2 separate regions of the Homo sapiens genome follow, and region 1 is linked to region 2. Evidence: chromatin contacts called from ENCODE Hi-C or POLR2A ChIA-PET data. All regions are on one chromosome and are shown on one strand. Each heading gives the region's core, a stretch centred on a gene start or an enhancer-like site at or near the end of the contact. The rest is flanking DNA. Distances are from core to core; before and after follow the strand shown. Region 1 holds the start of KIAA1671. Region 2 overlaps CABIN1 (calcineurin binding protein 1).

Evidence for each region. Hi-C counts contacts between places; a loop is a spot of excess contacts on that map. ChIA-PET counts read pairs that join two places held with the same protein, here RNA polymerase II (POLR2A). Pooled maps may share reads with other maps.
Region 1: a loop to region 2 is called in a map of naive thymus-derived CD4-positive, alpha-beta T cell, with 19 times the contacts of the local background. The contact joins the promoter of KIAA1671 here to the enhancer-like site in region 2. A Hi-C loop is called at or near these places in 1 of 168 maps with a recorded cell type or tissue (naive thymus-derived CD4-positive, alpha-beta T cell) and 4 of 50 pooled maps. POLR2A ChIA-PET finds 5 or more read pairs at or near these places in 1 of 52 experiments (GM10248).

The regions. Positions count from the first base shown.
Region 1 is chr22:24,950,823-24,953,979 of GRCh38, reverse strand. KIAA1671 reads right to left here and starts at 1,264. Exons shown (of 13, transcript NM_001145206.2): 1 at 1,208-1,264. RefSeq lists a silencer at 1,198-1,447.
Region 2 is chr22:24,154,435-24,157,237 of GRCh38, reverse strand. The region is part of intron 29 of CABIN1 (calcineurin binding protein 1); the gene reads right to left. Among named protein-coding and RNA genes, the nearest start is that of SUSD2, 26 kb to the left of the region's middle. RefSeq lists an enhancer at 551-620 and a silencer at 801-1,390. Within about 2 kb of position 1,502, at least 35 of the 41 ENCODE cell types and tissues checked have a DNase peak (open chromatin) inside an H3K27ac peak, as active enhancers do.

The DNA of each region.
Region 1 (3,157 bases), core at 15-2,514, 800 kb before region 2:
TCCTAGGCCAAGCCCATTTTGCCCAGAGGGTCCCCATCTGGATTCAGATAGGTTAAGTGTTTTGCCCAAGGTCACAAAAAAGGTGCAAAGAAAGTGTTTTTCTTTGTGCAACAGGTACAGTCCTTTCCCTTCCAAAAGATAATGGCTGCTCCTGGCTAGAGAAAGTTCAGTCCCGGCAGGCAGGAAGCCCTAGCCACCTAGGCGTCGCGCGGTGGAGGTCACACGCCTGCTCCGGGACTGGACAAACAGCAGGGTTTTAAGGCGCGGCGTCCCCACTCCCAGGCGAGTTTGTGCCAGCAGGGTGTGAAAAGGTCAGGCTCGGGTGGGGGTCAACGAGCCGCTTCCCATCCCGAGGGCCCCACCCGTGAGCCCGGGTGGGCCGCGCCGCCATCGGGGCGGGGACCACGCGGGCCTGCCTGGTAACAGGGGGACTGAGGCTTAATCCCATCAGGGCGCCTCCGCCCTGGGAAGACGAGCGGAGGGGGGGCGCAGGCCAGGCCGAGAGGACGTGTCCGGAGCCTCCGCGTCCGAGGGGCCCCGCGCGCCGCCCCTCTCACGCCCCCCGAACCACCGCGCTGTCCTCCGGGCTCCCCTCGACCAGGGTTCCGTCTCGCTCGCCGCCCTTGCTTCCCACTTCCACCTCCGGGGCCTCCAACCCGCACAAATGTCCAGACCCTAGCAGCTCCAGGCTGAGTAACCCAGATCTCCAGCGATCCCTCAGCTCCTAGCCACGGGATCTCTCTGAATCCATTCCCAAGGCTCAGGCTGGCATGGGAGGAGATTGATCCTCTCGCTCCCAGTCTCGAATCACCCTTCGCCGTCACCCCTGACTGGGGATCCAGTGGGACCCCAGGCCTCCAGCGCCCGATCCCCTCCAGGGATCGACTCCCAAGTCGCCAACCAGGTGGCACGTGATCCATTGGTTGCCCTGTGCGGGATCTTCCCGCGGGATCCACTCTCAAGTCTCGGGAGACGGATTCCCCGGCTCCCAAACCGGGATCCTCCCTCCCTGCAGACCCGGAGTCTGGGGAAATCCTCCGGCTCCCCGCCTCTTCCCCGGCCAACTTTGCCAACTTTTCTCCCGGGGCCTCGGCCGGGCAGAAACTTGGCGGCCCTCGCCAGCCGCCGTCACCCCCAGCTACCTCGTCGGCCGGGGACAGGAGGCGGCCAGCCGGCCCCCACTGCCCGCAGCCGCTGCGCAACCTACCGTGGAGCCACCGCCAGCCCGCGCCGCGCCGCCACCTGCCCGCAGCCCGCGGCACCTGCCCTGGGAGCCCGCAGCCCCGCGCAGCCTAGCCTGCTGGGGGCGGGGCCTCGAGCGGGGACGCGCCCCCGTCACCATGGGAACTGCCGCCGGCCGCGCCTGCGCGGAGGGGAGCAGAGCAGGCAGGACCCGAGTCCGCAGTGGCGCCTGGGCCTGGGACCTCTCCGGCGGGTCAGAGGTCACGACTCGCTTGGACACCCCTGCCGGAAGCGCTCCCGCCCCTCGAGGCCCGACCCCGCTCTGTCCAATTGGGAACTTTGCTCCGGGTACCCTCCCGCGTTCCCTGGATGTTCCCCAGTCACCAGCCAGGATCCCCCGCCACCGGCACCGACCCGCTGCCCAGCCGGCGACCCCGAGAGCCTAATGCAACCCAGGATTTCAGGAGGCGCTCCATAAATGTGGGCCCACTGACTTGCCTGGGCTGCTGGTGCCGGCCCGGGGGCGGGCAAGGTCTGTGCGCGGTGCTGGCGCCTCCTCGCGCCAAGCAAGGGCACTGCACCTGAGAGTTCGCTGGAGCGCCTACTGTGTGCGCATCCTCCTGCCATTATGTTGTGGGTGTGAGTTGTGGGGTAATGGGTACAGGAACTTGTGGACAAGTTGAGAGAATCGTAGGAAGTCGCCTCTGAAAGAGAAAATACCTGTTCTGTTATCCGTTACTCATTTCATTCAGCAGATCTTTATTAAGCACCTATTGCATGCTGGGTGCTGGAGAACCCAGTGGTGGGCAGCTGGCAAAATCCAGGCTGTTGTGCAGCTTACAGATATTCAAACAAATAATTTCACGAGTATATCAAATTGAATCTGTGACATGTGCTCCTATGGGAAATGTACAGAGCATGAATAACTGGAGGACCTAAAATCAATGTGCCTTTATTATAAGCAAGATAGACCTCAATAAAAAAAGAGAAAGAAAAGGACATCACAGGCTGCGCACGGTGGCTTGTAATCCCAGCATTTTGGGAGGCCGAGGCGGGTGGATCACCTGAGGTCATGAGTTTGAGACCAGCCTGGCCAACGTGGTGAAACCTCGTCACTACTAAAAATTACAAAAATTAGCTGGGCGTGGTGGCGGATGCCTGTGATCCCAGCTACTCGGGAGGCTAAGGCAGGAGAATGGCTTGAACCCGGGAGGTGGAGATTGCAGTGAGCCAAGAGCGCGCCACTGCACTCCAGCCTGGACGACAGAGCAAGACTCCATCTCAAAAAAAAAAAAAAGAAAAAGACATCACATTGTGTGGCTTCAGGAGGATTGGTGGGGAGACTTCTTGCCTCATTTTGCTCTTAAATTGTTGGGTGTGTGTAAGAAACAAGGGTAGCTCCTGTTCTCCACACCGTTTGCACTGCAACCCTTTTGAAGGTCTGATCATCACCATCAGACCCAGGCAGGGTAAACCCTGTTTACCAAACAGCAGCCCGAGAACCCCCAACTGACTTGTGTACAGTGCTGGAACCCAGGAATTGGGGGGCAGAGGTCCCATGAGGTCTCATGTCTCAAGACATTCTCCTTATCATCTGGGTATCTTGAGTACAGTCATCAAAAGGATCAAACCCAGTTGCTTTTACAGACAACTACCACTTCCAGAGAGAAGTCTGTGAGTAGGAGACCAGGAACGGCTGGGTTGAAACTTAAAATCCTTCAAAATCCACGTAAGTCAGGCCTTTACATGACGTGTATGTTATACCAGCAAAGGAAAATCGTTGATTGTCTGCTCTTCTCTCTAGACCTCCTGGAGGAAGGGACTTCTGTCTGTCTTTCACCTCCGATTCCCAGTGCCTAGAACAGGGCTTGGCACACAATAGGTGCTCAAAGAATGTATGCTGAGTGCATGAATGACCAACAGCTGATGACATGCCATCTGCTGCCCCTCCTCCCTAACCTTATGGGAACTTCCT
Region 2 (2,803 bases), core at 253-2,752:
AAGGTTGGGAGGAAAGGGGCCCCAGAAGCAGGCCAGGTTGAACACCCCTAGGGACAGGAAGTTCCTGCAGCTTCTACCACAAACCTATCAGGGCGGGCCTCTCTGGCCGCAGGGTTGTACACAGGCCACCAGGGGCGCCCTGGCCTCCGCCCACTCCTACACCCCACCCCCCACAACGCGGTCCTGTCTCTCCAGGCGGGGCTACTGAGGGCAAGGGATTCCCCGCGCCATCCACAGGTAATGATTCTCTCTGCAGACAAGGGCTGGGAAAGCCTGCAATTTGCCTGCAGCTGGCGCCCGCTCGTTTCCAGCCTCTCCTGCCAAATAAGACGTGGAGCGCTAAGGTCCCCAGAACTGCCGGGCTGTTCCTCCCTTCCCCCTCCCGGGAAAAGCAGAAACGACAAACAACCAAGTGCATGGGAGAGCCCCGCCGCCAACTCTGCTGTAGGCTCTATGTGCCCACCCCCCATCCCATGCAACCGTTACCCCTAACCTCACTCCTCCCACTCCGCTGCGGGGCAAGGTCCTAGCCCAGCGCACATAACGGGCCGGTGCTTGTAAAGGGCTGGAACCATCTTCCTGTCCCCGCACAGCACCTATTTATAGCTAGCGAAGCACCGCGCCCGGACGCGCTGCCCACCCGGCCGGGCGGCCAGCTCACCATCCCCAAGAGCGGCACGGCACAGCTCCTCGTCGGCGCCTTCCGCCGCAAAGTTGCTCTGGCGGGCGGCTTTCGCTTTCGCGCAGCGCACGCCCCCACGAGCCAGCTCCCAGCCCGGGGCTTGGTAGGGCTGGATGCGCTGGCGCGTGTGCGGGCTTCACCAGCGCCTGCCGCCCCCGCGCGCCGCCGCCCAAGCCGGCTTGGCCGCCCACCTGACGCTGAACCGGGTGCCAGCCCGCCCTGGGCATGGGGGCGCAGCACCCCGCCGCCGGCCGATTTCCTCCGCGGGGGCGCCGGGGAAACCACAGCCCACGGGCTTCCTGCTGCGCCTGGTGCGCCGAGGCGGGGGGCGGCCGCCAGAGCCCACCAGGGGACGATTGAGCAAAAGCGCCAGCAAAGTGGAGACCCAGACGGGCAGCGGAGGCGAAGCGGTTGCGCAGCCCCAGCCCCGGCCCCAGTCCCGGCCCCAGTCCCGGCCCCCGCCCCCGCCAAGTTCCTACCCGCCGGCTCCGCCGTGGCATCTGTGCAGTGGAGCTAGGGCGAGCGCCGGGCCATGGCCGCGGAGGCTCGTTCGCTCTCTCGCTCGCGGCGGGCCGGGGCGGGGCAGGCGCGGCCGGACGGGGCGCCGGCACTCTACTGGAAGCGGGCCCAGGAGCGCAACTGACTTTTGCCGGCCAATCCTCTCCGGTTCCCTGGACTGGCCGCTGGTGGCGGGCTGTGGACCGCTGCCGGGCAAAGTGGGTGCAGCTCTCACTGCAGGAAGCTGTGGGGCCCCAGAGAGCATGGTGTAGGGGTGGCCAGGAGTGCGGCAGGCCGGGATGGCATTGGCCAACTGTGTGTGAGGGTTATATCCCCCCTCTGCAGGCGGTGCCTATGTGAATGGCGCCCCCTGGAGTTGTGCCAGTAGTGCCCTGTGGCAGGCAGAAGTGTAGGTGTGTGGGGGAAACGACTGGCCACAGCCGAGCTGTCCTTGCTGTTACAGTTGGGCAGGGGGGCTGCAGTGAAGACCGCTGGAGTAATGTCCTCAGGGCGGAGGGCAAAAAAGAGATGCCATGGTAAGTGGGTTTTACAGCTGGAAGGGGCCTCATCTTCCAGCTAGGCTGTGAGGCCCACAGAGAAAGCACTGGGTTTGAGGGGTAGGGTTGGGAGTAGTAGGCAGCTCTCAGGACACCCCTTCCCCCAGTTTCAGTATTCCAAGAACAGCAACAGTACCCCATCCCCAGGACATGAGCAGCTTTGCAGAGCTCAGGGAGGGTCGCTCTCCGGCCTGGAAGCGGGTACTGTACCCTGCTACAGATGAGAAACAGGCTCAGGAGGGGAGGGCCTCACTCACAGCGTCTGGCCAATGCCCCTGGTACTCACAGCTCCAGTGTGCACACAGCATCTTCCTGATTTCCCATGAAGGTAGGCTGCACTGGGACAGTCTACCAACTCCTGGCTGCTCCTCCCACTCCAGCTGAGGGGAGGCCAAGGAAAGGCAGGGATGGGCCAACCTGCACGGGCTAGGTGAGAGAGATGCTGCCCCAAGCCCTGGCTTACCCACCCCCAACCCTTTGCCCCCATGAGCTTCTCTCTTATCACATAGCGAGCTTCTCTCTTATCACATAGCGCCGTTCCTCCCTCCACAGACACCCAGGGGCCTCAGACCCATTTAGCCCCTATCCTGGTGACACCTGTCCTAGTGACATCTCCTCTCTGAGCTGGCTGGTTTCCACCTGGCCTACCCCTGGGCTGGTTCCTGGAGCCAGCGGTCCAAGGCTTACTCTGTGCCCCTTCCAGGTACCCCTAGTCCAAATCAGCCCCAGGTCCAACCTGCCCCTTCAGCCTGGGTAATGTCACACTCTCTGCCCTCCTTCCTTCCCTCCAGGAGGAACTCAAGAGGCAGTGCCTCAGGATCTCCTCGAGGGATACTGCTCCCTGCCAGGCACTGGACTTGCTGCTGGGGACACAGAAGAAGGAGGCTGGGTTACCTAGAGATCATTCACTTGCAGGGGAGTCACAATGAGCACAAGCTACCTCAAGGCTGTGTGAGGACAAGGGGCTCCTCACCATGGTCAGGGTCTTAAGCAAGGAGTTCTAAATCTGCATGTTGCTCAAGCCACAACAGCCCCTTGCCATCTACCTACATTCATATAGTCATTT